2 separate regions of the Homo sapiens genome follow, and region 1 is linked to region 2. Evidence: chromatin loops called from intact Hi-C (ENCODE). Cell type or tissue: PC-3. All regions are shown on one strand. Links, peaks and the distances in the headings refer to the core of each region. The heading gives the core; the rest is flanking DNA.

Region 1 (16,692 bases), core at 5,865-8,364, 52 kb before region 2:
TTCTCTATTGATTTTCTGTTTTCAATGTCACTGATTTCTGTTCCATTTCTTTTTTCTGCTGCTTATGTTGGATTTATTTATAAGGTGAGAGCTTAGATTACTGATTTTAGATTTTTCTTCTTTTCTTATATATACATTCAATGTAATAAATTTCTCTGCAAGCACTGCTTTCACTGCATCCCATAAATTTTTAATGAGTTGTATTTTCATTTTCATATATATACGTTTTGTTTTTTTGAGACAGAGTCTTGCTCTATCACCCAGGCTGGAGTGCAGTGGCGTAATCTCAGCTCACTGCAACCTCTGCCCCCTGGGCTCAAGCGATTCTCTTGCCTCAGCCCCCTGAGTAGCTGGGATTATAGGCCTGCACCACCAAGCCCATCTCATTTTTTAATTTTTAGTGGAGATGGGGTTTCACCATGTTGGCCAGGCTGGTCTCAAACTCCTGATCTCAAGTGATCTGCCTGCCTCAGCCTCCCAAAGTGTTGGGATTACAGGCATGAGCCACTGCGCCTGCCCTCATTTTCATATATTTCAAAATATTTTAAATTTTCTGTTGAGATTTCTTCTTTGACTCATGTGTTATTTAGAAGTGTGTTGTTCAATCTCCAAGTATTTTAAGGTTTCGAGCTATCTTTATTATTGATTTCTAGTTTAATTCCTTTGAGGCCTGAGAATAGATATTATATGTTTATTCTTTTAAATGTTTTAAAGTGTGTTTTTATGGCCCAGAATGTGGTCTTTGTGAATGTTTCATGTAAGCTTGATAAGAATGTGCATTCTGCTGTTGTTTTAAGTAGTAGTAAATAGACATCCATTACATCCAGTTGATTGATGGTGTTACTGAGTTCAACTATGTCCTTACTGATTGATCTTCTGCCTGCTGGATCTGTCCTTTTCTGATAGAGGGGTGTTGAAGCCTCTAACCATACTAGTGAACTCCTTGTAGTTCAATCAGTTTTTGCCTCACATATTTTGATGCTGTCTTGTTGGGAGCATATGTAAGAATTGTTCTGTCTTCCTGGAGTATTGACCCCTTTATCATTATATAATGCCCCTTTTTATCCCTGATAACTTTCCTTGCTCTGGAGTATTCTCTATTTGAAATCAGTATATCTACTCCTGATTTCCAGGATCCCTCACAGATACCAAAATTCAAGGATGCTCAATTCCCCAAATAAAATGTTTTAGTATTTCCATATAACCTACGCTCATACTCCCATGTACTTTAAATCATCTCTAGATTACTTGTACCTAATACAATGTAAATGCACATAAATAGCTATATTGGGTTTTTATTTGCATTATTTTTATTGGGTATTGTTATTTTTAATAGTTTTTTCCCAATATTTTCAAGTTGGTTAGTTGAATCCGTGGATATAGAACCTGCAAATATGGAGGGAAGGCCAGTTGCAGTATGAAGTAGCATTTGGGAGAGCAAGTTCGCCTTCTGTGTTCATTTTCAAAATTATATTGCTTATTTTTCTATCATTTCTCTTCCATGAGTTATACAATCAACATTTTTTCAAGTTCTAGTTAAAAATTCTGTTGGAATTTTCCTTGGAAATTTATAATTTGCTTTAGGATGTATACTGATATTTGGTAATATGGGATCTTTCCATCTCAGGTCTGTCCATTTTTCAGATTTTTTAATATCCTTCAGCAAAATTTTATATTCTTAAGTATTAGGTTTTACAAACTCCTTTTATTGGTAGTATGCTTAGGTTTAAATATTTTCATTCCTATTATGAACAGAGTTATTGCCCATTACATTTTCTAACTAATGTAACAGGCAATTTGGATATGCTAATCTTATACTCAGTCATCTTAATGAACTCTTGCAATATTTTTCAGTTGGCTGATTATCTTGTCCTCTCATGGTTAAAAATTTTATCTGCAAAGGTGGTTTTGTGTCTTTTCAATATTTACATTTTATTTTCTTATCTTAATGCAGATGCTTGGACATCTACCACCATGTTAAACAGGAGGAGTGTGATAGCAAGCATCCTCGCATTTCTCTAGCATTAGTGAGAATGATTCTAACATCTCACCCTTAAGTGTGATGCTTGCTGTAGGTTTCTGATAGATACGATTTTTTTTTTTTTTTTTTTTTTTGAGACAGAGTTTCGCTCTTGTTGCCTAGGCTGGAGTGCAATGACACGATCTTGGCTCGCCGCAACCTCTGCCTCCCAGGTTCAAGCGATTCTCCTGCCTCAGCCTCCTGAGTAGCTGGGATTACAGGCATGCACCACCACGCCCGGGTAATTTTGTACTTTTAGTAGAGATGGAGTTTCTCCATGTTGGTCAGGCTGGTCTTGAACTCCCGAGCTCAGGTGATCTGCCTATTTCAGCCTCCAAAGGTGCTGGGATTACAGGCATAAGCCACTGCACCGGGCTGATAGATACACTTTATTGACTTAAGAGTTTTCACTATTCCTAATTTATTCTGGTGTTTCTTTTTTCTTTTAAAATCAAGAATAGGTATTAAATTTTATCATATACTTTTTTGCCTCCACTGAGATTTTTCTAATTTTTACATATGATTAGCAATATTAGTACATTTTCTCATAGTGAAACATTTAAAAATTTCTAGGATTAAGCCTACTTGGCTGTGATATCTTAATCCACACGTGTTCAATTTTTGCATTTTTGTTCATTCCTGAGATTGGCTTATTCTTTTGTTTTGACTTTGTACTGTCCATGTCTGGTTTGGTGTCCACTGCATTTTCCATCGTTTTCTAGTTTCTAGAATAGCTGTTACTAAAGCTCTAGAAATTGTGCCTTTAAAGCTTATGTCTTTCAGCCAGGCGTGGTCGCTCGTGCCTGTATTCTCAGCACTTTGGGAGGCCAAGGCAGGCAGATCACTTGAGCCCACCAGTTCGAGACCAGCCTGGGCAACATGGCGAAATCCTGTCTCTACAAAAAAGCACAAGCATTAGCCAGGAGAGGTGGCATGTACCTGTGGTCCCAGCTACTGAGGCTGAGATGGGAGAATCAGTTGAGCCCTAGAGATAGAGGTTGCAGTGAGTTGAAATCGTGACACTGTATTCCAGCCTGGGTGACAGAATGAGACCCTGTCTCAAAAAAAAAAGCTTACGTATTTCAAGGGAGTAATCTTTGGTAACCTTTTCAACTTCTTTTTGGTTTACTGGTCTATTTAAGTTTTTACTTCTTAGATCAACTTCACCAATTTATATTTTCCTTAGTTTTTCTTCTATATTGTCAAGGTTTTCAAATTTATTAACAAAGGTATATGCTGTATTGACTTAACTTTTGGAAAAATTCAAATGTATACAAAGTAAACAGAATACTGTAATATTTACAATTTTTACTCATCACGCAGCTTCAAAAATGATCAACTCATAGCTAATCCTGTTTCAATTATACTTCATCCATGTCTCTTCCACCCTTACTGAATTATTCTGAAACAAACCCCAGATATCAGATCACCCAGAAATATTTCCTTATATACCTCTAAGTGTTAAGGACTTTTGAAAAAAATACATAACACCACCATTTCCCCAACTCTGTCAGTCTCTTTCCTTCTCTCTCTCTCGCGCATGCATGCACACACACACACACACACACAGACATACACATATACATGCACAGTTTGAATCAGTATCCAAGTAAAGTCCATACATGGAATATAGTTGATCTCTCTCTTAAATCTAACACTACCATTTCCCCAACTGTGTCTGTCAGTCTCTCTTTCCTTCTCTCTCTCTCACACACACACTCACACAGTTTGAATCAGTATCCAAGTGAAGTCCATACATGGAATATGATTGATTTCACTCCTAAATCTCTTTTTAGTCTTTGGTTTCCCTCTCCTCCTCTTTTTTACTTGCACATAAGACTTCAGCCTGTTTGTCCTGTAGTTTCCTACATTCTCAATTTTGGTGATTGCATCCTTGTGGTGGTGTTTAGCTGTTTCTATTTCCCTGAATTTTCTATAAATTGGTAGTTATGTTCTAGAGGCTTGACAGCATTTATGATCAATTTTTTTTTTTTTTTTTGGTAAGAATACTTTGTGGAGGCCGGGTGCGGTGGCTCATGCCTGTAATCCCAGCAGTTTGGGAGGCCGAGGCGGGTGGGTCACGAGATCAGGAGATTGAGACCATCCTGGCTAACACGGTGAAACCCTGTCTCTACTAAAAAATACAAAAAATTAGCTGGGTGTGGTGGCGGGCGCCTGTAGTCCTAATACAAAATTAGCCTACCACCATGCCAGGCTAATACAAAAATTAGCCTGGCATGGTGGTAGGTGCCTGTAATCCCAGCTACTGGGGAGGCTGAGGCAGGAGAATGGTGTGAACCTGGGAGGCGGAGCTTGCAGTGAGCCGAGATTGCGCCACTGCACTCCAGCCTGGGCGACAGAGCGAGACTCTGTCTCAAAAAAAAAAAAAGAATACTTTGTGGGTGTGTTACGTGTACATCCAAAAGAAGGCACAGAATAATGTCTCTTTTGGTAACTAGCAGCCTTTGATAATTACCTTCAACCATTATTTCATCAGGAGTTGCAAAATGGTGGTATTCTATTATATCTTACATATTAGCTGAGATACTTTTATAAAGAGAAACGTAACAATTATTTGGTTACACAGAGGGGAAAAACAGGATAAATGCTTGATTTTTTTGTTTTCAAAATATTTCCCCAGCATCTTCCAGAGATGAACAATGAGAATTTCTTTGAGAAGTGTCAAAGAATTAAACATATTTGATATGTTTTAAACCTTTGGATTTTTTTTTTTTTTTTTTTTTTTTTTTGAGATAGAGTCTTGCTCTCTCACCCAGGCTGGAGTGCAGTGGCATGAGCTCAGCTCGCTGCAGCCTCGACCTCCCAGGTTCAAGCGATTCTCGTGCCTCAGTCTCCCAAGTAGCTGGGATTACAGGCACCTACCACCATGCCAGGCTAATTTTTGTATTTTTAGTAGAGACAGGGTTTCACCATGTTGGCCAGGCTGGTCTCCAATTCCCAACCTCAGGTGATCTGCCCGCCTCAGCCTCCCAAAGTGCTGAGATTACAGGTGTGAGCCACCATGGCCGCCTGGTCTTTTTTTTTTTTAATACTCAAGTTGTCTCATCTTCGGCCAGTGGGAGCCTCTTGCAATTAACTTCTAAGTCCTACCGATATTACCTCAGGATTTTTTTTTTTTTTTTTAAGAGATGGGGTCTTGGTATGTTGCTTAGGCTGGTTTCAAACTCCTTGGCTCAAGTGATCCTCCTACCGCGGCCTCATGAGTAGCTAGGACTACGGATACATGCTACTGCACCTGCTGGTTTTTTGTGTTTTTTGTTTTTGTTTTTTTGATTTTTTGTATAGACAGGGGTCTTGCTTTTAGGTTGCAGTTTCCACAGTTACTTTTGCACCAACCTAATATATTGCTCAGGTTGGTTTCAAACTCCTGAGCTCAAGCAGTCCTCCTGCCTTGGCCTCCCAAAGCACAGGGATTAGACATGAGCCACTGTGTTTGGCCCTCAGGAATCTTTGATAGCTTCCTAGCTTTCCAGTATGACAAGATGCTCCAAACTCTTCCTTTTATTTCTTGCCAAGACCAGATATTAGTAATTTCTCCACGGAGCCCTAATTCTGTATTAATTACTAAATTATTTAATTTTTAAATTTCCTTTTGCCCTGAGTTATTTAGAAGGGGATTTGAAAACTTTCTTTTCGGCAAGCCTTGCATTTAAAAATGTACATTTTAGTGCACTATGGTAAAAATACACCTACAATCACTCCTGTTGAGATATTCTGACACTTTTGGTCAATGATTCTTATTTAAAAGGGAAAGATCGTTTTATAGTCCTAAACTTGTGCCTTTTCAAACCAAAGAAAGCTATTCTAGTCTATATTTTTCTCCCTATGTCCCATCTTTTATCTCCTATTTAGATACTGGAATTTTGGGACATATCCCTGTATCATTGAGCTTTCCTTGATACTTTCTCTGTTAGTACTTTTTGGTTGAATGAGAGACACCTTGTGATTATTCTGACAGCTTTACTCTTCAGCTGTATCCCTCTATTTAGCTTTTAAAACAACTTTAACAACCATAATTGCAATATCTAAGATTGGATTGGTTCTTTTATAATAACCTATACTTATTTTATGGCTATGATACCATACTCTATACTCTTGGGATGTTAAATACACTTATTTGATGTCTTCTTTAATATGCTGTTATTTTGACTTTTTAAAACGGTTTGTTCAGGGCCTTTCGTGTTACTGACTTTCTTCAAATATTTTAGTGATTCACAGTTATAATTTTAAGTTATTTAGTTGCTCATTTTTGTATTTGAGAGCCTCTTTTTATGGATGCCGTATCTGTTATCATAGCCTGTGATGAGAGTAGTGGGCTGTGCTATGTTGAGGATATGCCAGTATTTTGGCTCTGGGTACAGTAGTCCTCCTTATCTGCAGGGAGTATATTCCAAGACCCCCAGTGGATACCTGAAACCATGAATAGTACCAAACCCAGTGGCTGTCAGTTGGAACACGTTTCCATTCACGTCTGCCATCCACAAGTTTAATGCTCTTTACACCTTAACTAAGTGCCTACCTGCACTCTGGGGTAACTTCCGAAGTTTAAGGTGCACAGCAAAACTAACACGAATTTATCTTTCCTTCTTCACAATTTCACGGATGGAAGATTTGTTCATACCTTAGATCTAAGCCATATTTTAGATCTTAGCAACCTCAGCATACAATTAAAATAATTATTGTCAAGAACTTTTACATTTTCACTTAAAGGAAGCAATTTACAGTTTTTTGGCACATCGGAATTGCCAGAATCACTACTGGCATTTTGAGGTCATTATTAAGTTAAATAGGAGTTGCTTGAATGCAAACACTGAGATACTGTGACAGTTGATCTGATTAACGAGGACAGCTACTGATTGACTAACAGGCAGGCAGCGTAGACAGTGTGGATACACTGGACAAAGGGATGATTCACATCCTGGGAAGGACAGAGCAGATGGTACAAGATTTCATCCCAGTACTCAGAATCTACCTGCAATGTAAAACTCATGAATTATTTCTGGAACTTTCCATGTAATATATTAAGACTGTGTTGACCATGGGTAACAAACTGTGGAAAGCAAAACCATGGATAAGGGGGAACTAGGGTATGGGCTTCTGTTCTCCTCTTGCGGGTCAGCAAGTGTCTGGGGGCACTGCCCTGCTTTCCCAGCTTCGGTGGCATCACTCAGTTGTTATAGGCTGGCCAGAGACACTGCTTTTGTCCACCACTCAGCTTGTGGTTGGGGAAGGGAACTTGCGTAGCTATTCTGAATCAATCAGCTCCCTAATGAGTCACCCTGTCCAGTACCCCAGGGAACCCTCCTGCTTTTTGCATCTGTTGACTCTGGGTTCCAACCCATGCCTCCTTTTATAGTAGTCTTGCCTGTTTTGAATTATGATTCCCTATCATTTTGTTTGCCTATAACTGATCCTACCTGCTTTTGATGTTTCTGGCATTCTTCCAAATTTCTATTCCATTGCTAGCCCTCTCATCTTTCAGTGCTATAGCAGATTTCTTATTTTTCTTCTGTTTTATTAATTACAGCACTTTATGGAATTTAGAGTTGAGAGGGAGAGCAGATACTTCTGTTTGCCATCTTGATCCAATCTCACTAACAAACAGCACTTAAAGCAAACAGAACAAAAACTCTTTGTCTTTCTCTTGTTGAGACTCCTGGGATGATCCTATAGTTACAAAATGTGCTGTGCAACTAGTAACTCACAGAACATATTTACAAGGTTTTATTAAAATATCAGCCCTTTTCCCTTCTTCCTAACACACAACATTTTGTGATGAATCTGTTAATACTAAACACCAGTTCCTAGCAGTGAATACTCTAGGAGTCATGAAATAGTATTCAGTGATAATTATATTTGCATTGAAAAAATAACATATTAGGGACAACAGAATTATCTTTTAAAAAGTGACCCAGTTGACTTTAGGAGAAAAGACAGGCCCAGCACTGCCCTCGGGTGCCTCATTTTAGAGGCCCTCCTGTAGTTGTGTTCTTTCCCAGGGGGCAAAAAGTCTGCTGGGCCAGTGGGTTATGCCTACCTGGAACTCACTTCATTCTCTTCTCGACCACGTTCAAGGTACCTGAAACCCTGATTTTCCTGCCTAAACTGCTCAGCTTCCAGGGCTTTCACAAGGCCTATCTATCTTTTGCCCAAACCTACCCTGGTTGAAAAGGTGTCCAAGGGGCAGCTATTTGCAAGGCTGTGGAAAAACTTACTTACTTAGGCATGTAGGCTGAAGAATACACAAGTGTTCCTGTGAAGCCCTTCAGAATACTGAAGGAGCGGGTGGAAGAGAAGGAAGGCAATGTGCTGCAGGCTGGTTCTCCCCTGGCTGCCATCTTTGGGCATGGAATTCTGAGAAGTGTGAAAATTCAAGGTGGACTTGCATGTTGTGCATAAAATTTAGTAGCTTTTAAGCTTGATTTATAACACCGAAATATCTTGACCTATCTATTGCTTCAGGGCCTGCAAATTTTAGGGGAGGTCCTAGGAAGGAGAAAGAGTGATTCCTAAGTGGGTCCAGGCAGCATACCTGCAAACGGTGATGTCATAAAGTAGTCCTGCTGAGTTTTAGGTAAGCCACTTATAGCTACTACCATTTTTTTCAGCCAGTGGAAACATATTCCATATCTAACCAGTTTCTTCCAGTAGTTTGAGCTAACGAGAAGAGGAGTAAAAAGTTCTAGAATCAATTGCTGGCAAGATGGCCGAATAGAAACAGCTCCGGTCTACAGCTCCCAGAGAGATGGATGCAGAAGGTGGGTGATTTCTGCATTTCCAACTGAGGTACCTGGTTCATCTCACTGGGACTGGTTGGACAGTGGGTGCAGCCCACAAGGGCGAGCCGAAGCAGGGTGGGGCGTTGCCTTACCCAGGAAGCACAAGGGGTCAGGGAACTCCCTCTCCTAGCCAAGGAAAGCCATTAGGGACTGTACTGTGAGGAACAGTGCACTCCGGCCCAGGTACTGCACTTTTCCCACGGTCTTCACAACCTGCAGACCAGGAGATTCCTTCCGGTGCCTACACCACCAGGGCCCTGGGTTTCAAGCACAAAACTGGGCGGCTGTTTGGGCAGACACCAAGCTAGCTGCAAGAGTTTTTTTTCATACCCCAGTGGTTCCTGGAATGCCAGTAAGACAGAACCATTCACTCCCCTGGAAAGGGGGCTGAAGCCAGGGAGCCAAGTGGTCTGGCTCGGTGGATCCCATCCCCACAGTGCCCAGCAACCTAAGATTCACCAGCTTGAAATTCTTGCTGCCAGCACAGCAGTCTGAACTCAGCCTGGGATGCTCGAGCTTGGTGGGGGAAGAGGTGTCTGCCATTCCTGAGGCTTGAGTAGGCAGTTTTACCCTCAAAGTGTAAACAAAGCCACCTGGAAGATCGAACTGGGCAGAGCATACTGCAGCTCAGCAAGGCCGCTGTGGCCAGACTGCCTCTCTATATTCCTCCTCTCTGGGCAGGGCATCTCTGAAAAAAAAAAAAAAAAAAAAAAAAAAAAGCATCCCCAGTCAGGGGCTTAGAGATAAAACCACCATCTCCCTGGGACAGATGTCACCTTCCCCCAGGTGAAGGGGCAGCTGTGAGCGCAGCTTCAGCAGACTTAAACGTCCCTGCCTGATGGCTCTGAAAAGAGCAGTGGATCTCACAGCACAGCATTCGAGCTCTGCTAAGGGTCAAACTGCCTCCTCAAGTGAGTTCCTGACCCCAGTGTCTCCTGATTGGTAGACACCTCCCAGTAGGAGCTGACAGACACCTCATATGGGAGAGCTCTGGCTGGCATCTGGTGAGTGCCCCTCTGGGACGAAGCTTCCAGAAGAAGGAACAGGCAGGAATCTTTGCTGTCCTGCAGCCTGGGTAATACCCAGGCAAACAGGGTCTGGAGTGGACCTCTAGGAAACTCTAGCAGACCTGCAGCAGAGAGGTCTGTTAGAAGGAAAACTAGCAAACAGAAAGAACTAGCATCAACATCAACAAAAAGGACGTCCACTCAGAGATCCCATCCGGAGGTCACCGACATCAAAGACCAAAGGTAGATAAATCCACAAAGATGGGGAGAAACCAGCGCAAAACAAGTGAAAATTCCAAAAAACAGAATGTCTCTTCTCCTCCAAAGGATCACAACTCCTCGCCAGCAAGGGAACAAAACTGGATGCAGAATGAGTTTGACAAATTGACAGAAGTAGGCTTCAGAAGGTGGGTAATAACAAACTCCTCCAAGCTGAAGAAGCATGTTCTAACCTAATGCAAGGAAGCTAAGAACCTTGAAAAAAGGTTAGACGAATTGCTAACTGGAATAACCAGTATAAAGAAGAACATAAATGATCTGATGGAGCTGAAAAACACAGCACAAGAACTTTGTGAAGCATACACAAGTATCAACAGCTGAATCGATCAAGTGGAATAAAGGATGTCAGCGACTGAAGATCAACTTACTTAATGAAATAAAGCGAGCAGACAAGATTAGTGAAAAAGGAATGAAAAGGAACGAACAAAGCCTCCAAGAAATATGGGACTATGTGAAAAGACAAAATCTACGTTTGATTGATGTACCTGAAAGTGATGAGGAGAACAGAACCAAGTTGGAAAACACTCTTCAGGATATTATCCAGGAGAACTTCCCAACCTGGCAAGACAGGCCAACATTCTAATTCAGGAAATAACAGAAAACACCACAAAGATACTCCTCGAGAAGAGCAACCCCAAGACACATAATTGTCAGATTCACCAAGGTTGAAATGAAGGAAAAAATGTTAAGGGCAGCCAGAGAGAAAGTTCGGGTTACCCACGAAGGGAAGCCCATCAGACTAACAGTGGATCTCTCTGCAGAAACCCTGCAAGCCAGAAGAGAGAGGGGGCCAATATTCAACATTCTTAAAGAAAAGAATTTCCAACCCAGAATTTCATATCCAGCCAAACTAAGCTTCATAAGAGAAGGAGAAATAAAATCCTTTTGCAGACAAGCAAATGCTGAGAGATTTTGTCACCACCAGGCCTGCCTTACAAGAGCTCCTGAAGGAAGCACTAAACATGGAAAGGAACAACCAGTACCAGCCACTGCAGAAACATGCCAAATTGTAAAGACCATCAACACTATGAAGAAACTGCATCAACTAATGGGCAAAATAACCAGCTAGCATCATAATGACAGGATCAAATTCACACACAACAATATTAACCTTAAGTGTAAATGGGCTAAATGCCCCAATTAAAAGACACAGACTGGCCATGCATGGTGGCTCACACCTATAATCCCAGCACTTTGAGAGGCCGAGGAGGGTGGATCACGAGGTCAGGAGTTTGAGACCAGCCTGACCAACATGGTGAAACTCCGTCTCTACTAAAAATACAGTAATTAGCCAGGCATGGTAGTGCAGGCCTGTAATCCCAGCTACTCAGGAGGCTGAGGCAGGAGAATCGCTTGAACCCGGGAGGCGGAGGTTGTGGTGAGCCAAGATCGTGCCACTAGACTCCATCCTGGGCAACAGAGCAAGACTCTGTCTCAAAAAAAAAAAAAAAAAAGACACAGACTGGCAAATTGGATAAAGAGTCAAGACCCATCAGTGTGCTGTATTCAGGAGACCCATCTCAAGTACAAAGACACAGGCTCAAAATAAAGGGATGGAGAAATATTTACCAAGCAAATGGAAAGCAAAAAAAAGCAGGAGTTGCAATCCTAGTCTCTGATAAAACAGACTTTAAACCAACAAAGATCAAAAGAGACAAAGATGGGTATTACATAATGGTAAAGGAATCAATGCAACAAGAAGAGCTAACTATCCTAAATATATATGCACCCAATACAGGAGCACCCAGATTCATAAAGGAAGTTCTTAGAGACTTACAAAGTGACTTAGACTCCCACATAATAATAGTGGGAGACTTTAACACCCCACTGTCAATATTAGATCAACGAGACAAAAAATTAACAAGGATATTCAGTACTTGAACTCAGCTCTGGACCAAACGGACCTAATAACATCTACTGAACTCTCCACCCCAAATTAACAGAATACACATTCTTCTCAGCACATCACACTTATTCTAAAACTGACCACATAATTGGAAGTAAAACACTCCTCAGCAAATGCACAAGAATGGAAATCATAACAAACAGTCTCTCAGACCACCATGCAATCAAATTAGAAATCAGGATTAAGAAACTCACTCAAAACTGCATAACTACATGGAAACTGAACAACCTGCTCCTGAATGACTACTGGGTAACGAAATGAAGGCAGAAATAAGGTCTTTGAAACCAATGAGAACAAAGACACAACGTACCAAAATCTCTGGGACACATTGAAAGCAGTGTGTAGAGGAAAATTTATAGCACTAAATGCCCACAAGAGAAAGCAGGAAAGATCTAAAATCGACACTCTAACATCACAATTAAAAGAACCAGAGAAACAAGAGCAAACAAATTCAAAAGCTAGCAGAAGACAAGAAATAACTAAGATCAGAGCAGAACTGAAGGAGATAGAGACACAAAAAGCCCTTCAAAAAAATCAAGGAATCCAGGAGCTATTTTTTTGGAAAAGATCAACAAAATACATAGACTGCTAGCTAGACTAATAAAGAAAAGAGAGACGAATCAAATAGACGCAATGAGAAATGACAAAGGGGATACTGCCACTGATCCCACAGAAATACAAACTACCATCAGAGAATACTATAAATACCTCTATGCAAATAAACTAGAAAATCTAGAAGAAATGGCTGAATTCCTGGACACATACACCCTCCCAAGTCTAAACCAGGAAGAAGGTGAATCCCTGAATAGACCAATAACAAGTTCTGAAATGAAGGCAGTAATAGTCTACCGACCAAAAAACGTCCAGGATCAGACAGATTCACAGCCGAATTCTACCAGAGGTACAAAGAGGAGCTGATACCATTCCTTCTGAAACTATTCCAAATAATAGAAAAAGAGGGAATCCTCCTTAACTCATTTTATGAGGCCAGCATCATCCTGATACCAAAACCTGGCAGACACACAACAACAAAAAAAGAAAATTTCAGGCCAATATCCCTGATGAACATCGATGTGAAAATCCTCAATAAAATACTGGCAAACTGAATCCAGCAGCACATCAAAAAGCTTATCCACCACAATCAAGTTGGCTTCATCCCTGGGATGCAAGGCTGGTTCAGCATAAGCAAATCAATAAACATAATCCATCACATAAACAGAACCAAAACAAAAACCACATGATTATCTCAATAGATGCAGAAAAGGCCTTTGACAAAATTCAATACCCTTCATGCTAAAAACTCTCAATAAACTAGGTATTGATGAAATGTATCTAAAAATAAGAGCTATTTATGACAAACCCACAGCCAATATCATACTGAATGGGCAAAAACTGGAAGCATTCCCTTTAAAAACCGGCACAAGACAAGGATGCCCTCTCTCGCCACTCCTATTCAACATAGTGTTGGAAGTTGTGGCCAGGGCAATCAGGCAAGAGAAAGAAATAAAGGGTATTCAGACAGGAAAAGAGGAAGAACTGTCTCTGTTTGCAGATGACATGATTGTATATTTAGAAAACCCCATCTCAGCCTAAAATCTCCTTAAGCTGATAAGCAACTCCAGCAAAGTCTCAGGATACAAAATCAATGTGCAAAAATCACAACCATTTGTATACACCAATAACAGAGAGCCAAATCATGAGTGAACTCCCATTCACAACTGCTACAAAGATAATTAAATACCTAGGAATACAACTTACAAGAGATGTGAATGACCTCTTCAAGGAGAACTACAAATCACTGCTCAAGGAAATAAGAAAAGACACAAACAAATGGAAAAACATTCCATGCTCATGGATAGGAAGAATCAGTATCATGAAAATGGCCATACTGCCCAAAGTAATTTATAGATTCAATGCTATCTCCATCAAGCTACCATTGACTTTCTTCACAGAATTAGAAAAAACGACTTTAAATTTTATATGGAACCAAAAAAGAGCCTGCATAGCCAAGACAATCCTAAGCAAAAAGAACAAAGTTGGCGGCATCACACTATCTGACTTCAAACTATACTACAAGGCTGCAGTAACCACATGGCATGGTACTGGTACCAAAAAAGATATATATATATATATATCAATGAACAGATCAGAGCCTTCAGAAATAACACCACACATCTACAATCATCTGATCTTTGACAAACCTGACAGAAACAAGCAACAGGGAAAGGATTCCCTGTTTCATAAATGGTGCTGGGAAAACTGGCTAACCATATGCAGAAAACTGAAACTGGACCCCTTCCTTACACCTTATACAAAAATTAACTCAAGATGGATGAAAGACTTAAACATAAGACCTAAAACCATAAAAACCGTAGAAGAAAACCTAGGCAATACTATTCTAGACAGAGGCATGAGCAAAGACTTCATGACTGAAACACCAAAAGCAATGGCAACAAAAGCCAAAATTGACAAATGGGATCTAATTAAACTACAGAGCTTCTGCAAAGCAAAAGAAACTGTCATGCAAGTGAACAGGCAACCTACAGAATGGGAGAAAATTTTTGCAATCTATCCATCTGACAAGGGGCTAATATCCAGAATCTACGAAGAACTTAAACAAAAAAACAAACCTCATCAAAAAGTGGGCAAATGTTATGAACAGACACTTCTCAAAAGAAGACACTGATGCAGCCAGCAAACATGTGAAAAAAAGCTCATCACTGGTCATTAGAGAAATACAAATCAAAACCACAATGAGATACCATCTCACGCCAATTAGAATGGCGATCATTAAAAAGTCAGTAAACAACAGATGCTGGAGAGGATGTGAAGAAATAGGAATGCTTTTACACTGTTTGTTGGTGGGAGTGTAAATTAGTTCAACCATTGTGGAAGACAGTGTGGCGATTCCTCAAGAATCTAGAACTAAAAATACCATTTGACCCAGCAATCCCATTACTGAGTATATACCCAAAGGATTATAAATCATTCTACTATAAAGACACACGCATGTGTATGTTTATTGTGGCACTATTCACAATAGCAAAGACTTGGAACCAACCCAAATGCCCATCAGTGATAGACTGCATAAAGAAAATGTGGTACATATACACCATGGAATACTATGCAGCCATAAAAAAGGATGAGTTCAGCCAGGTGTGGTGGCTCACGCCTGTAATCCCAGCACTTTGGGAAGCTGAGGCAGGCAGATCACAAGGTCAGGAGATCGAGACCATCCTGGCTACCATGGTGAAACCCCGTCTCTACTAAAAAATACAAAAAAATTAGCTGGGCGTGGTGGCAGGTGCCTGTAGTCCCAGCTACTCAGGAGGCTGAGGCAGGAGAATGGTGTGAACCCAGAAGGCGGAGCTTGCAGTGAGCCAAGATTGTGCCACTGCACTCCAGCCTGGGCAACAGAGCAAGACTCCATCTCTAAATAAATAAATAAGTAAAAAGATGAGTTCATGTCCTTTGCAGGGACATGGGTGAAGTTGGAAACCATCATTCTCAGCAAACTAACACAAGAACAGAAAACCAAACACTGCATGTTCTCACTCCTAAGTGGGAACTGAACAGTGAGAACACATGGACACATCACACACTGGGGCCTGTCGGGGGTGGGGGGTTAGGGGAGGGATAGCATTAGGAGAAATACCTAGATGATGGGTTGATGGATACCACAAACCACCATGGCACGTGTATACCTATGTAACAAACCTGCATGTTCTGCACATGTACCCCAGAACTTAAAAGTTTTTTTTTTTTTAAGTTGTAGAATCACTTTCTAGAAGCCAGAAGAGTAATCCTAGTTCCTCTCTCTCACAAAGAGTTGCTCTGTGGTCTTTTAAATATGTAGTATTATATGTAGGCTTATTTGAGCTGAAAACTATCATAAAAGTAGTGCAGCAACTTGGTTAAGTACACAAGTCTAAAATCAAGACTTTCTGTGTTTAGTTCCTAAACTATGACTCACTTAATGTCCCTAGTCCCAGGGATATGCTGGACCTGGCTTGTACCAGCCCAATGACAGCCCATTATGTGTGTATCTTCCCAATTCCATTTTCATTGATACTACATTTGTTGTTTGCAATTGGCCATGGTGGGAACATTTACATCATGCAAATTGGCTACAAACCAGTTTCCTCTTTTGTAAATTAGCAATATTTCCCACATCTGTGTGTGTATATATATATCATTTAGTAAATGCTCAGTAAATAGTAGCAGTTATTACTACTACATGGTCAGAATGTACACAGGCCAGTTCTTTGTAAGGCAGAGGAAATGGTAACTTTAGAAACAGCTGTACATTTCCACTAAGTATAAAGTAATGGTGAAAGACCTTTGAGTAGGTTCTCATATCACTCCCATCTCTATTTTTTTTTTTTGAAACTTATACTGATTTAGCGCTCTCTTTCAGAAGCAGAATAAAAAAGCTAAGATAAAGATTATAAGTGAATCCTAACCGGTCAGGAAGGCTTTGTGTGGTAAAGCAGCTGTGTCAGCAGAGATATCTGAATTTCTAGGAGCCTGTTTTTAACCTCTAACAGCCAGGAGATAGAGCCTGAAAAGCTTACAGGAGCTACTGAAGATCAGATACTGAACCTGTTGAAGGTTATTTACTTATCACCTTCCATAATACCAATGCTTCATACCTGTATGGTGCTTCATAGATTAGCATGC
Region 2 (16,692 bases), core at 7,331-9,830:
AAGCTGGTCTCAAACTTCTGACCTCTGGTGATCTGCCCCACCTCGGCCTCCCAAAGTGCTAGGATTACAGAAAAATCCATTTTAGATAAGGTAGATGTATTAACCAGAAGGCATACAAATTTGGTCTTCTGGGAGTGAATTCCAAATGTTAAGATCATGCAATAAGTGATTACAAGATAATCACATATATTAATATTCTACACACAATAAAGCTAATCAACAGGTATTGAAGAAAACATATCTGGCTACTAAGCCAATACCAACAGTAATTATAAACTCCTTCACAGATAAGAAAGTGGAATGGAATAAGAAAAATGGTACTTCACTAGAAATCAAGTGCCAGTTTCTGGATGTATGCCCGATATTCTCTCAGACGGTGGACTTAGACTCACCAAGTAATCTCCTTGAACCTCAGTTTCCTCAGAGTAAACAAGCTGATTAGATTAGGTAACCTTCAGGATTTCTTTTTCCTTTAATAATCTTTCAAAAAATAGCCAAAAAAAAAAAAAAATCCATACAGAAGAAGTGAATAAGAAAAAATAATGCCATTTTTTCAAAAGAGTTAAAACTTTTAAAAAGGTAAAGAAAGTAACTTTTCCAGGAGTGTATCTGTGGGCACCACATTCTTGCCAAGAGAAGCTTTTCACCTGCTGAGAAGAAAATCGACTGAAGTCACGTGGTGCTAGTCAATTTCATTCACAGTAGGCGCTTTAAGACAGCAAAGCACCACAGTTCAGAAACAGTACTACCAACTTACAGAGTAAACTGGAAAGCAAGAAGGTGGCCAGAAGAGTGAAAAAGAAAAAACAAGGCAGAATAAAAACTGCTTTTTTAAAGGAATAGGCTTGGCCATTTTTATTTAAAAAAAGAATACAAAAGAAAGGTAAGAGTTAAGTCTACGACCAATTTTTACCTTCAATTTGGTAAGTCACGGATTTCTGTAGGCATGGATTTTACTGCCTACAGAAGTTTAATTTGCTGTCTGTTACACTCCAACTGTGATTTCACCAATTTTGTTTCATGGTGAGTTCTGGAATTCATTACATAATTCTTAAATGGGAACCAACCAGGCAAAGTTTGAGAACCACTGTATTAACGTGATGGGTAAGCACAAGAACAGTTAAGCGCACAGTGTTTCCATTATAAAACCTTAATTTCAAGGTTTTTCTCTTTCCTTCTTTCTAAAACTTATACACTTTGGGAAAAGAAACTTAATGTAAGAGCTCCAGACATGAAAATAACTGTAATGATATAGAAAACAAATTATCTCATTTTTTCCCCCAAAGGATACTGCCCAAATATCTCATTTTTATAAATATTTCCAAAGGGTTAAGGATAGCTCCATGGTATCAGGATGCTTTTTTTTCCCTTCTCCTTCACTTATATACCTCAACCTGTAACTAAAAGGACAACAAATCCAAAGAAAGGATAATCTAGTGCCTTTACATAGAGCAAATACTCAATAAGCTTGTAGAATCAGTGCTAGACAATATTAACTAAACTACTTACTATAGGTTACTCATAAAACAACTCATAAAAACATGAGTTGCTACTTCAGTGGCAAGAGAAAGCACATCGTAGAATCAGTCATATTTGGTTTACAATCATAGCTACTAGCTCTGTGATGCTCGATAAACTACCTCTTTCAGTTTCAGCTTCTTTGTGTGTAAACAAAACCAATACCTAACTTTCAGGGTTTTGGTGACAGCATTACAGATGATGTAAAGTGTCTCACACTATGCCTGATAAGTGGTAGGCACTTCTTGGTGTTATAATTTTTAGTCATCAATTTAAATAAGAAGTTTGGAGACGGCCGGGGCAGTGGCTCACACCTGTAATCCCAGCACTTTGGGAGGCACAGGCGGGCGGATAACGAGGTCAGGAGATCGAGACCATCCTGGCTAACATGGTGAAATCCCGTCTCTACTAAAAATACAAAAAATTAGCCGGGCGTGGTGGCGGGTGCCTGTAGTCCCAGCTACTCGGGAGGCTGAGGCAGGAGAATGGTGTGAACCCGGGAGATGGAGCTTGCAGTGAGCCAAGATCGTGCCACTGCACTCCAGCCTGGGCCACAGAGCGAGACTCTGTCTCAAAGAAAAAAAAAAGAAGTTTGGAGACATATTCATTGGAACCAAAATATTAACAATGGGTTGTACACAGCAGTATCAAAAACATTTCCTCTCTATATCCTTTCTGTACTTCTAAATTCTCTATGATATACCACTATAGTAATTAGAAAAAACTATTTTTAAAAAATGAAAATAGTTGAAAAAAATGAAAATCTTGGCTGGATGTGGTGGCTCATGCCTGTAATCCCAGCACTATGGGAGGCCAAGGCGGGCAGATCACTTAAGGCTAGGAGTTTGAGACCAGCGTGGCCAACATGGCGAGACCCCCAAGTCTACCAAAAATACAAAGATTAGCTGGCAGTGGTGGCGCACGCCTGTAGTCACTGCTACTCAGGAGGCTGAGGCAGGAGAATCACTTGAACCTGGGAGGTGGAGGTTGCAGTGAGCTACGATGGCACCACTGCACTCCAGCCTGGGCAACAAAGAGAGACTCTGTCAAAAAAAAAAAAAAAAAGAAAGTCTTCACTTAAACTGGATATAACTATAGATATAATAGGCATTACTCAAAATAGTTTCAGAATACTTTATATTTGAAAAAATCCAAGATGCATTGTACCAGTAAGTATGGTAGTGTAACTAAAAATACAATCTCCAAATTATCAGATGAAGAAAAAGGCCTAATTTATTTTTTTAAATGAGTCACTGTGCCTTCGTTTTGGTTATTCTGGTCACTTTCTGAGTTAACATATCTACTAACGTAGCTCCTAAAAGGCAGACATAATAATACTCACCAAATTAATATACTAGTTAACAAAATAATATTTTCTAGAAATTACAGAATCCTGCAGTATTAGTATTCTCATACTGAAAGCTCCATACTTTCTTTCTTTTTAAAAAAAGTTGCTTGTGTCTCAAGCAAGTTTACCATCAGTGTGTTTCTTCTGTTAGGATGAGGATCTTGCATCTACAAAAGATATCTTACCAACCAATGGAACAGCAGGAATGAAAAAAATGAACATACAGAACATCTACATGGTCAAGTAAAAAGTACTTGGACATGGCCGGGCACAGTAGCTCACACCTGTAATCCCAGCACTTTGGGAGGCCGAGGTGGGTGGATCACCTGAGGTCAAGAGTTCGAGACCAGCCTGGCCAACATGGTGAAACCCTATCTCTACTAAAAATACAAAAAATTAGCCGGGCGTGGTGGCAGGCGCCTGTAATCCCAGCTACTCAGGAAGCTGAGGTGGGAGAACTGAGCCAAGATGGCGCCACTGCACTCCAGCCTGGGTGTCAGAGCAAGACTCCATCTCAAAAAAAAAAAAAAAAAAAGAAAATACTTGAACAAAAATGTTATACCAATTTCCTCAAAATTTTGAAAGTGTAATTATATGTGTATCATAATGTTGCCTCCTTTTGAGAAGACTGAAAGGAAAAGTTTAATGTATTTATTTCATTTCCATCCTCAGAGGGCAGCAAAAGGAGAGTAGTTAAAAGTGTCTGTGATGATCTACTATTAAGTCAAAAGGTTGTAAATAGTTACAATCCTAATTTTCTTTTTTTTTTTTTAAACGGAGTCTTGCTCTGTCGCTCAGGCTGGAGTGCAGTGGCGCAATTTTGGCTCACTGTAACCTCTGCCTCCCGGGTTCAAGCAATTCTTCTGCCTCAGCCTCCAGAGTAGTTGGGATTACAGGCACCCACCACCACGCTCGGCTAATTTTTGTAGTTTTAGTAGAGACAAGGTTTCACCATGTTGGTCAGGCTGGTCTTGAACTCCTAATCTTAAGCAATCCACCTGCCTTGGTCTCCCAAAGTGCTAGTACGGGTGTGAGCCACCACGTCCGGCCACAATCCTAACTTTTTTTTAGGTTTAGGCAAATATGAAAATTTAAAGATTTTCTTTGGTAGTAGACAGGGATTTCAAGGATTTCTCCTCACTTTTGCTTACCTGTATTTCCTGGCTTTCTGCAATGAATATAACTTTTGTTTTTCCTTAATGGAGAAACATGGTAATTTAATTAAAAATTTAAAAATACATTAATTTAAACATCTGATAAAATTTCTATTCCAAAATTGTTAACAGCTCTAAAATCCATAACTCATTTGGTGGTAAACTCTGACATGGTAAAGTCAGAGGTAAAGCTATTTATAATCATTACTTATCTCACTTAGTATGTTCATATGTTTTGCTGCCAAAATATTAATGCCCAAAATACTACTAGAGTGTTAACATATAATACATATATTTTATTACTTTTACATAATCTGAAAAACTTGGAATTCTAATATATATATGGCCCCAAAAGCTTCAGAAAAGACACTGTGAAGTGTATTAGGGATCTCACATAAATCTTTTTTTTTTGTATGATATAAATTCATTAGCCTCACTGGGAAAATGAGATCGTAGTACTTTATGCTTGAATCGTTAGCTATTTGTAATGCTTTCTGGTTTAAGAACCAAAGGGTCTCCACATTCAATAGGTCTGTGCATACGTCCCCATACTATACACAAATTACAGGCTACTAACTAATCAACAAAATAGAGCCCCTATATCATAAAAGAGAAAATTTAAGAATTAAGTCTAGATTTGTTCATTAGTATGAATAACATCAGGGTACAGTATGCTTTTCAGAAATAATTTACATGACTTTGTTTACTATGGGACCCACTCTCTTTTGGGGAAGAATTATGCTCAATGACAGAAACAGAAAATTCTTAAGCTTTTTGGCTTCTAAAAGCAGTATACATTAATGACAAAATAAGGGCTGAAAGACTTAAATTTATGTCAACAAAATTAAGAAACCACACATACAGCTTACAACGTTAACTTCTAATAAGTTTTAAAACTCGAAAAAATGAAGACATAAATACAGAAACTGTAAAGCATTAGTTTTCTCATGTTTCCCTAAGAAAACATGCCAAAACACAAAAGCAAAAAAGAAACAAAACAAAAATCAAAGGAAGAAAAAAAGAATCTATGTATTTAACATAGGTGCTCAATGACAATTATACTAAGGATAGATATTCACCTTCTTTGGGTTGAGCCATAACTGGAGTCTGAGTTTCCTTTGTATACGTGACAATTTCTCGAGGAGGAAAGTCGACTTGCGTGATTTTAGCCATTCCAAGTTTAATAGGTCCTCGTCTAAATTAAGTAAATACAAACAACACAATTTTAACTACATCAAACCATGTTATTTTCAAAAATTAAGAATTAAACAGTCATTTGCACCCAACATTGTAATTTCAATCCATTTTATTCAAGAAATTTTAGATTAACAATAAATTGGCTTTATTTTAGCAAAAGAATGAGAAGGTAGCAAAAGCAAAAGATATTTCTGAATCATTCAGTGTTTTTATTTTCATTTTAAAAAGGCAAGTAATTTCATTTTTTTAGAACAAATGTGCGGGCAATAATGAAGTAAGAGAATAGGAACTTCAGAGTGGACCACTGAATAAGGTTGTCGTAAGAACTGGTTTCAGCTGGGATATGGTTCTTTCTGGACTTTTTTTTAAGAATCAGACTAGATATCACTCAGACCACATTTAGCTGATTGTGCCACTAGGAGAATTCAGCTTTACGACTGAAAAACAGGTTTCTGTTGAAAGCTTTTTTTCTACTTATATTTGGCAGAAATTGAGAATTACACTATCAATTTGGACTTTAAAATGAAATATTTAAAACTTTTAAATCTCTAATCTCTGCATGATCAATACTGTCCTTGATTCACATTATGGAGAAACTAAGGTCCAGATATTCTACACTTAGACTAAAGTGACAGATCTTTTGAATACCATAAATCTACTAAAGTCACTTCTGTTTAGAAATACAGGGTATACATTCTTTTTTGACAATGGAAGAGAGCTGTGGCTGAGGAAAATGAACCAAAAGAAAAATATATTTTATTAGCTATCTGGGAGATCTTTTATTGGTTTTATTAGATGTTTAAATCCTAAACCAAATAAAGTACGCTTCCAGACTCCCAAAAAAGTTCTCAGTGATGAAGCTGCCTTAAAAGGATATACAATAAAGACACTGCTGCAACTTTCAGAATATAAAGCAGGCTATCGCTGGTAATATAACTTTTTTCTTATATAAATATTCTTTTCAGTTCTATTTAGTAACTAAATCCAAGTCCTATACAATCTAATAAAGCATAACAAAGTACTATAAAGTATAATAAAATTAGTACATTTTAAAAATTAATGTTCCAAAATGTGGGCCATAACAATTTTTTAATGTCTTTTCTAGTTTAGAAATAAAAAAGAAAGGGAAAAAAAAAGTATAGTCAAAGAATTAAGTGGACAATTTAAGTAATCTGAAGTAATCTAGAAGTCTAAGAATAAAATTTGAAATAAGAAACTTTATATTCTGATTTTTAAGATGCAAATTATATAAAAAGTAAATCACTCACATAGCTGGAAAAAAATCGTCAAGCCAACAATATTAGGAATCAATTACCAACTTGAATGCATACAGAGTCTAACAGAAAAAACCATAATACTAAACAAACGAAATATTCCAAGATTTTATAGGAGGAGGTGGGTAGGGAAGTAATACCTCACTTATCCAAAAGCCACTTTTACTGAAAATAAGGAAGCAATGGGAGGCAGGAGGGGGAAGCCTCAGTGTGGCCACTACAGAGGGCTTCCAGTTCAAGTACAAGAAACTCATATATTTTTCTTACATGCCTCAAATCAAGGCTTATTTACCTTACTTTAGACACAATTCCAAAAGGTATATTCATATGTTTTTGAAGCTGTAAATTATCAGGGGAAAAGGGCTATCTGAGTCAGGCAAAATGGCAGCAGCAAACATTTATAATTTGCATTAGAATCTAGAATAAATAACTGAATGAATGAATGGATGGATAATCTTATCTCTATGTCAACAAAATTAAAAAACCATACATACAGCTTACAACACTAACTTCTAAAAGAACAAGTTTTAAAACTCTAAAAAAGAGACATACAGAAACTATAAAGCATTAGTTTTCTAACGTTTCACTAAGAAAATATGCCAAAAAAAAAAGCAAAAAACAAAACAAAAATAAAAGGAAGAAAGAAAAGAACCTATTTATTTAACCTAGGGGCTCAATGACAATTATATTAAGAATATTCATCCATACATTCTATGAATAATCTATTAATCCATTCATTCACTCATTTATTTATTCTAGATTCATGAATAGTTTTATTCTAGATTCATGAATAAATAGTAATGAATGAATGAACAGTGTAAGGACCAGCATCTCCATTATTCTCAAAATCTTAGAAATCATCAGTGAATTTTAATACAGAAAAATAAATTAATATTCATATCAAGTAACCCTGAAAAGGTTCAATTACATGTAGAATATTAGAAGAAGTCTGAGAAGTTTTTTAATACATCCTACAAAACTTGTATTAAAAACATAGAAATAATTTTAAACATTTGGACACTTAAATGGACTCAGGGTACATAGAACATCACACAGAATATTCTTTCACTAAAGATACTGGATAAATGAGGTGTCACAGTAAAATATAACTCTTGTCCTTACTACGTGATACAATATTATAAACTTAAGCAAAATAAAATTAGGACAGTTTCACAAAGAATCAAATTCATTATAAAACAGGGAAGGTAAAAAATCTATTCAATACCCCAAATCGGAATCTGAGTGAAGCTGAAGAACTGATGGATCTGTATCCCAATGCAGCGTCCTAAATGGTTGTAGGACAACCATGAAGCATTAGCAAAAAAGGCCATAAGTTAGTCAAGCAAATACATTCTATGAATAGCTAAAGCTAAAGTACTATTCACAATTAAAAAACACATGTTCTGGTTAGTATTAAAAAAAAAAAATCGAAAACAAAACAAGAAATCCACCAGGTCACTCAATCATCTAGTGCATGCAATAGGCTTCCTATGGTTAAAGATGCAAGCATACAACCCAGAATAGTTAAAAGACATTATTTGCAGATTATGGGAAACTAATATTGTATAATAATAGATCTGCTTTAGAACAACTAAAGTCAGACAACCCAAGTTAATTATTTATGGATAACAAGCTAGGCTATAAAATGGTTGAAATTTTAAGATTCCTAATGAAAACAAACACATTAAAACATCTTGGTTAACATATTCTAATCTTCCCCAAAGCATTACATGTGTGCAGGAAATTGTCATACTGGTAAAGGAAATGAGTCAACACATAAGCCTTTTGGTAATAAAACCAAAGACTATCCCACTGGGATACAAAATAGCTAAAGTTTCCAAAATGTGACCCTTCTGTAATTTATGGGTTAAGCACCGCCTTGGGCTTACGTATCATCTGCTTAAAGAAAACAACTAAAGATTTCTGTCTCTAGGAAAAAAATAGATTTTTCCCTGGAAAAATATTTTATGTTCAAATGTCAATCCTAAATATTGAGTTATAAGTTTTAGCATCGCCTGCTGGCTAAGTAACTTACAGAGGATCTTTTCCACTTAAGCCAAACTTAGTTACTAATAGAACAAAAGGTGCTTTATCATACTGGCATTTATATAGGTTAGCAATATATAAGATAATTATGTATGGTACTGTATAATGCTCATAGTCCCCACTAAATAAAGTTAAGCACAATACATTTAGTATTACCATTTTTGTCAAATATATTTTTCACTTATGTAAGACATTATAATTTATAACTAGTTTTAGTTGCTACAATGTTTTAATACAACAAATGGTTTCTCTACCTGCCTATATAATTTATCAAGAAAAATAGTAATGAATTAATCTAGAGAAATCCTTCATTTAAAAAATATAAAGAAAGATCTTGGAATTTAAACAAGGTTATGTGTATGCAATGTAAGAAGCAGCCACAGTGAAGATCTACTTTGTACTAAGCAATGAATAGCAACAAGCTTAGGCTTTGTTAAATCAAAAGTTCTATGAGATGGTCTCCAAGGAATGTTCTGTCATTTACATTATGTAAGAGCTCTGTTATCAATGACATAAAATTCCTTGTTGAGGATGTCATTTTAGTCTAAAATCAAGTAACACTGTACCTCAAAATACAGCCAGTACTGAAAATGCACTGGACATACCTGTACATTATTACATTTATTAGGGGCATCTTCAGGCACATAGAGTACAATTCCAAGTACAAAGCTTGAGAAGTAAACTGATCAAAAATGGAAAAATGGGCCAGGCACGGTGGCTCACACCGGTCATCCTGGCACTTTGGGAGGCCGAGGTGGGCAGATCACTTGAGGTCAGGAGTTCGAGACCAGCCTGGCCAACGCGATGAAACCCCATCTCTACTAAAAATCAAAAAGTAGCTGGAAACCATCATTCTCAGCAAACTATCACAAGGACAAAAAACCAAACACCGCATGTTCTCACTCACAGGTGGGAATTGAACAATGAGAACACTTGGACATAGGAAGGAGAACATCACATACCGGGGCCTGTCGTGGGGTGAGGGGAGGGGGGAGGGATAGCATTAGGAGACATACCTAATGTAAATGATGAGTTAATGAGTGCAGCACACCAACATGGCACAAGTATACATATGTAACAAACCTGCACATTGTGCACATGTACCCTAGAACTTAAAAGCATTAAAAAAAAAAAAAGTAGCTGGGTATGGTGACACACACCTGCAATCCCAGCTACTGGGGAGACTGAGGCAGGAGAGTTGCTTGAACCCAGGAGGCAGAGATTGAAGTGAGCCGAGATCACGCCATTGCACCCCAGCCCGGACAACAGAGCAAGACTCTGACTCAAAAAAGAAAAAAAAAAAAAAGGAAAAAAGGAACAAGAGGCCTGGATTACCCCACTGAATAATTGTTCCTAAATTTTTGAGATAACAAATGTAATGCAGCTTCCTAATCTGCAAAGTTAGAGAGAGATTATTTCTCACGACCTTTTATATTTATTCATAAATTACCACCAGTCCCAAAAGAAATTCTTGGCACTTAGAGTGATTCAAACATGTTTAGACAGCATATTTTATAATGTCTTATCTATTCCTACTCCCTGAGTGTATTAATCTTAGACCATCTTAGCCAACTGAAGTTGCACGTACAGGTGCATGCACACATCTCACATGTCTTCATGTATTTTCCTATTATATTTCTTCTAATTGTCTTTATTCTTACATTAACATCGTGTTTGCTCAATATGAGTTCATTAGGTTTCATTCTGAGACCTGGGCACTCTTTTTAAATGTCACATATTTAGAAATGCATTATTTCACTGCCAATATCACCATCACAATATTAATTACCTCTATGAAAGCTGGATATGATTTAGTAGAATTCATCATTTTCTATTACTCTGTGTGTGTGTGTGTGTGTGTGTGTGTGTGTGTGTGTGTGTGTATATATACATAAAAATGAATATACTCAGCCCTCTTGAAAATTAATGTTTCCAAGTGAGTCTGTGCTCTCAAAGGAGACAACGTACATATTAAGGTTAAAAAGATGTGGCTGGGTGCGGTGGCTCAAGCCTGCTACCCCAGCACTTTGGGAGGCTGAGGTGGGTGGATCACCTGAGGTCAGGAGTTCGAGACCAGCCTGGCCAACATGGTGAAACCCTGTCTTTACTAAAAATACAAAATTAGCTGGGCGCGGTTGTGCATGCTTGTAATCCCAGTTACTTGGGAGGCTGAGGCAGGAGAATCGCTTGAACGTGGGAGGTGGAGGTTGCAGTGAGCCAAGATCGTGCCACTGCACTCCAGCCTGGGCAACAAGAAGGAAATGCCATCTCAAAGAAAAAAAGAAAGATGTAAGGTCACCTCACTCAAAAAGAGGATTTTTCTCTCCGTTAAACTCACAAGAAACCAATTTTGTATTCATTATCTAACAAGAACAAATACTTTAAAAAATATTAACTATTTGTTTTTGTGTTTTACAATTTATCATTAAAAAAACTATGCTTCACACTAAACATAGCACACTACCCTTAGGGCTTTCCAATAAAGTCAACAGTATCTTTAAATTAATGATGTAATCACTACAATGTAAATTCTATGAAAGCAAGGACCATGAATGTTTTATCTTCTGTGGTAAACCATAGTATTTTAATAAAGTTGGTAACTTAATATTTGTTCTATACATGAATAAATATTTTTCTTACCATTATTACTCCCTGTATTAATTTACAATATTCTAAAAGGTCTCTAATAATCTCTGGGTTGTCCATAAAACTCATGGGGACATGTTTTAATTCACATTAATTTAAAAAACTTAAGTGTCAAAGTACTTTTGAAAGCAAACTTGCTGACACTGAATTAAAATAATCTACTATTCAAAATCAGGAACGATGAGTCATAATGTACACAGTATAGTATCTACATAAAAATAATGTATAATATCAAATAAAGACATTTAATAAATATAGTAATTTTTAATCTTGGGAAACATTTTTACTATGGTAATGTTGTAGAAGGGAAAAAAAAACGCTTTCACTTAAAAATGCCAGTTGATTATTAATTGTCTAAAGGAATAGTGGCTGGGTGCAGTGGCTCATGCCTATAATCCCAGCACGTTCGGAGGCCAAGGTGGGTGGATCACTTGAGTCTGGGAATTCGAGTCCAGCCTGGGCAATATGGCAAAACCCTGTCTCTATAAAAAATACAAAAATTAGCCAGGCATGATGGTGCGTGCCTGCAGTCCCAGCTACTCGGGAGGCTGATGTGGGAGGATCGTTTGAGCCCAGGAGGCAGAGGTTGCAGTGAGCCAAGATTGCGCCACTGCCCTCCAGTCTGGGTGACAGAGACCCTGTCTGCAAAAAAAATAAAAAATAAAGGAATAATGACATATTTGTATAAAAATATAGAAGCACAAAATATGAAAAAAAATTTTAACCCTATAAAAATGAATTTACACTAGACAAATTGTCTTTATTCTGTAATGCATACTATTTTATAAGGTAATAACATTATTTCTAAAAAGAAAATTTTGATTTTCCTTAAATGAAAGAGTTATGTCATTTTCCTCCAAAGATAGTATAGCTTAGATTTGTGATTTTGGTTCTATTTGGAAAGCACTTCTCAAATTCAAGCTGGCAAGCTTTATGTGCCTTTTAATTGTTAATGATAACCTGATTATTCAAGAGCTGATTGAAGTATTGAGTTTACAGATCATCCAGCCACCTTGCTTTTTTTTTCTTGCCCTGTCTTTTAGATATTTATTACTGGTTTGTAACTTCAACTAGAGGGACTCAGGCATAAAAAGCTTAAAACTTCTAACAGCTTATGTCTTATTAAAAGGTGTGTTAAGAGATTTTCTTGGTGAGGACATGCAACTTCCTGGCCCAAAATAAGCATTCTTAATCAGCTGTGGATTTTGACTACCTATGTTTAATTTCATTTCAGAAGTCAAAAAGTACATTTAATACTCACTATTTTGTGTGTGTGTGTGTGTGTGTGTGTGAGAGAGACAAAGAGGAATAAGTAGTAATACTTTTCCCAATATGATCTTTGAAAGAAAGCTGAAATCTTACTGAACTTTTGAAAAGCAAGTCCCAACATGTATGCAGGATCCTAAAACAAACACGAAATGTAATTTTACAAGGAAGATGCAAGTTCAGGAATGCTTGACAGTAAACATTCTCAATGTTGTCCTTAGCAGTTATTCCTTACTCTTGACATTTTATGCATTATTATTCTCTATCTTAATTAGCAGAACTAATGACTTAATAGAACAGAATTGAACTGTTTAACAGAATTGTTTACATTTTCAATTACTGAATGGGGAATCAAGCACAAGAGAGAGGTTTTACACTATTTACACCCAAAACATTCACGTAATAACCAACAAAAAGTTTAAACAGAAAAATCTAAAAGCATTAATATCTCTATTTTTAATATAAAATAATTAGCATAAAACCGGTTGACTATTTAGTACTAAGTTAATTAAATGTGACAGTTAAAATATTATTAAAAAAAAACAAAGAAACCTTTTTTTTCTCCCAGTGTCCAACAGAGAATTTCTATGCCATTTTAGATTTTAAAATGTTAGGACTAACTCGACACAACTATTTAGAGTCCCTTTAAAGTATCAACAGTATTTGGGCACTGAATGCATTCTATCATTAAAACATTAAAAGGAAAATTACTGTACCTAGATCCCACGGCGCCATCTCCAGAGTCTTGGCTTCCAGCTTCACTTGGAGTGCTCACAGATTTGGAGGATGGAGACATAGGAGGAGGGACTAAATAGTGAAATAGACAGGTATCCGCTGTTACTACACGGAGAGGTTGCTCAGCTTATGACGTTTCAAAAATAATTTAATGAAGTAATTAACAAAAAAGAAAAAAACAATGGCAAACCAAAAATCAAAAATATATGAATGAAAATGAACAGCAGAAAGAAAGGGGAAAAGACAAAAAGTTAACAATGCATGCTGAAGATTCATGCAATTTTTCTGGCAAAATGCATTTGAGCTTTATAATTTTTTTAAAAAGGCAAGATTATGGAAGGATGCATCTTCATCTCATCCATCACCAAATGTGGCCACTAATTTTCAAAGGAGAGCATTCCTTCTCCCCCTTGTAACTTTTCACTTTTAATATCACCAGATTATAAATATTATTTACAATTGCTGCCAAAATTCAACTCTGAAATATGTTTCATTAAGTTATTTAATCTCTAGTTTCTCAAGATTTATTTTAAAATATTAACTTTTGTCTAATAATTTTTTCTTTCAAAAAGTAATGTTTAAAATGATTTCACTGCCTCCCCCCCAAAAAAAGATATCAATTTAGAGAAATGACTGCAGCTAAAGGAATGGCTCCTTTAAAATGTTCATTAGTTTCCAGCAATTTGGGTGAAAAATGCAAACAGGCAATAAAACAGCATGCCTTCTAGACATTATGCATAACATAAAGTGATGCATGCAAATAAACAAGGCAAGACTTATGGGAACTTCCTTACCCCAGTATTCAGAAAAAACTGAAGTGTACAGACAAAGATACAGACACCCAAAATATTCTTAATCCCTTCTTATAGAAAAATACACATTTTTCATAGTATATAAAATAAACAGCAAGTGCTTTCCCCTAGATCCTCAACTTTTAACATTATATAACAACAGCTGAACGTGCACATTTCATGCTATGACATTTGTAAAACTTTTTGATTACCGTTGCAGGGAGTATAGGAGGATCATCACTGCCATCTTCTGGTTAAATTTTATCATAAATGTCCCCAATCCCAAGTATCTTTTCAAAATAATTTTTCAGTGTATGATATTAAGTGACTAATACAGTTTATGTTGAGCTGAAAGCCCTTCTTTTAACAGTCTACTGAAAAGAAGGCAAGTTCCTAGTTATATAGGAACTAAAGAAATAAGTATTTAATTAAAAGTCTGTGTTTTTTAGGATAGTCACATTCATTGAACCTTAAAATTATGTCTAAATGTTTATACACGCTGCAGTAAAAACAGTGGGCTTGGTAATCTATCAAAATGTATAATATATTATGATGGCTCACATCTTAAACATAAGTATAAAACTGATCATCCTTATTTTTTCAATGGTAAATTCTAATTGACACCAATAAGATTATAAGAAAAAAAAATCACAACTAGAATATTTCTTTCCTAAGATACAGTGGCTAACTGCTTAAATTTCAAAGGACTATAAAAACTTCATCAATGTTTCTAATATTGTGATTAAATGTGTCAGAAACAACTATAAGACCAGATAGCTTCCTATAGTTTACATGTAGGTGGCACTGTGCTAGGTGCTGTATGTATAATTCAAAGTACCTAAAAATGATTTTCATCTAAAGTAGAAGAATATTAATGTCCCTTAATTTATCTTAGGTTACATTTCTTCATTTTTTGTCCATCTTTCACTGTGAGGCTTCCCCTAGTCTAAGTCCCAACTGATATAGGACTAGAGTAATACTTAACAGTTGTTTGCCTACTGTGCTGTAAACACAAATAAATGTTTATTAAATTATAGTGAGGCACCACAATGTTTTCAAGATTTTTAAAGAAGAAATTTTGTATGCTTTAAATTACATACCTAATTTCATACTCAGAAAAACAATTTTTCCAAGTGTACATATCAGAGGTTGGAGGAAAATTAGTAAAATTCCCATCAATCTATTTGTGATGAACTACAGAATTCTTTTTCAGTTTAACATGCTTTTCCCCCTTTCTGATGATTTCAAGTATCAATGACTCCACTGAACAAGTTCAACAGTATTTTACTTGGTTAAAGACTACATTTTTAAAAAATGTTAATCAAAATTCTTTACAGAAACAGGCTAAATACTAATTACACAGATAAACAGATACATTAACAGCCAGTTCTGAAATAAAAGTTTCAGAAATAAAAAATAAAAGGGTGATGCTACCATATTATCACAGTTTCTTAGCCAAAGCCAAAATAAATCACAGTGACTTCACATTTGTAATTATATAAATATCTCCATCCCAGAACTATCTTCTTTCTCCCAAATATAGGTTCAAGCCAAATGATGGAAAAGACTCTATAAAGGACTCTTAGCTATTATCTGAGCCACAGCTACATTTTGCAATAATAAATAATGTATACCACAGAAGGGACAATCCTAGAAAAAAATTACTATCATTACAAAAGGAGGAATATTAATTTTTAAAAAGGGGAATGATAGTGTTATTTGGTAACTGCTACATTTTAATCCAATTAATCTAGAAAAATCAAAGAATACTAGAATTATGCAAGAAGGCAAATACCACTATATTCCCAGACTTCAATAAACCCCTGAGAACAAATGAATGCATGCATTCAGGAGGCCAAAACAAAACAGAAACACTAATCAACTCACAGGTTCTCAAATGTAAGAAAAGACTCACTTCTGGAATTCATTTTTAAAGACAGTTTGTAAGTCTAATCAGCCTTGAAAATAACATAAACCATTACTAATTAATTTTTGCCAAGTATCTGAGATATGATCTGCTTAGTAAGAACAGTGATTCAATCAGATTACCTTTACTCCACAGTTCTGCACATAAACAGCCTAAAACAGGTTTTAAATGGTATAAAGTAAAGGAATTAATATAAACATAGGTGAATATGTTAATGAATTTCAGCTTCTTAGAAGTTTAGAGCACAGATACCTATTCTCTTCTTTGACAACTGTCACAGAAGAAAAAAAAAAAGAAAAAAAAAAAAAGCTAAACCATGGCAGTCACTGATCATGTAGGTAATGTGAGAAAGACTGTACTTCTTTAACTATCCAGGACAAAAAGGCAATCAAGAAAGCCTTTCCTACCAGCTTAGACCTTGTCCTTCCAAGGATATAAAATTAACACTGCTGGCTTCTGGCCTGTGAAGAAACAACTAGAATATTTTTAGACCACAAAGGACCTGGGAATGCACCTAGATTTAGAATTAGCATTAAGTCTGGGTCAACCACTCAGAACTACACAGAAGTCTCAAGGGCAAAGGATGGCACATAGCTGAATTATTTTTCAAGTAGAAGAAAGCCTCTGGCAAGAAGGGGTTTTTATCAGGAAGAAAGACCTGGAAAAGGTAGAAAGCTAAGGAAGGTGAATGTAGGGAATGGGAGTGTTGGTAGAAGACTGTGAAATGGAAGGAGTGAGCTTTTGGGATGCGTGGAACCCAAAGTTGTGAAGTCTCTTCTAAGGTCATCAA

What was found. Hi-C counts contacts between places; a loop is a spot of excess contacts. Peaks named below come from ENCODE experiments on the same cell type or tissue, not always from the same donor. Only the 100,000 strongest peaks of a DNase experiment are listed, where the experiment ranks them.
Region 1: it touches region 2 in a loop (2.3-fold over the local background); 1 of 110 quality-filtered maps calls a loop at or near these places.

Annotation. Positions count from the first base shown.
Region 1 is chr2:171,754,037-171,770,728 of GRCh38, reverse strand. No RefSeq gene overlaps it. Among named protein-coding and RNA genes, the nearest start is that of DYNC1I2, 75 kb to the right of the region's middle. RefSeq lists a silencer at 3,544-3,744. In PC-3, for the core only: no CTCF peak of the experiment used is centred there; a DNase peak (open chromatin) is centred at 6,918; H3K4me3 peaks cover 348 bases; H3K27ac peaks cover 2,161 bases.
Region 2 is chr2:171,703,851-171,720,542 of GRCh38, reverse strand. DYNC1I2 (dynein cytoplasmic 1 intermediate chain 2) reads right to left here. Exons shown (of 18, transcript NM_001378.3): 4 at 13,979-13,996; 5 at 13,166-13,256; 6 at 7,717-7,776; 7 at 5,100-5,215. Among named protein-coding and RNA genes, the nearest start is that of DYNC1I2, 25 kb to the right of the region's middle. In PC-3, for the core only: no CTCF peak of the experiment used is centred there; a DNase peak (open chromatin) is centred at 8,292; H3K27ac peaks cover 1,777 bases.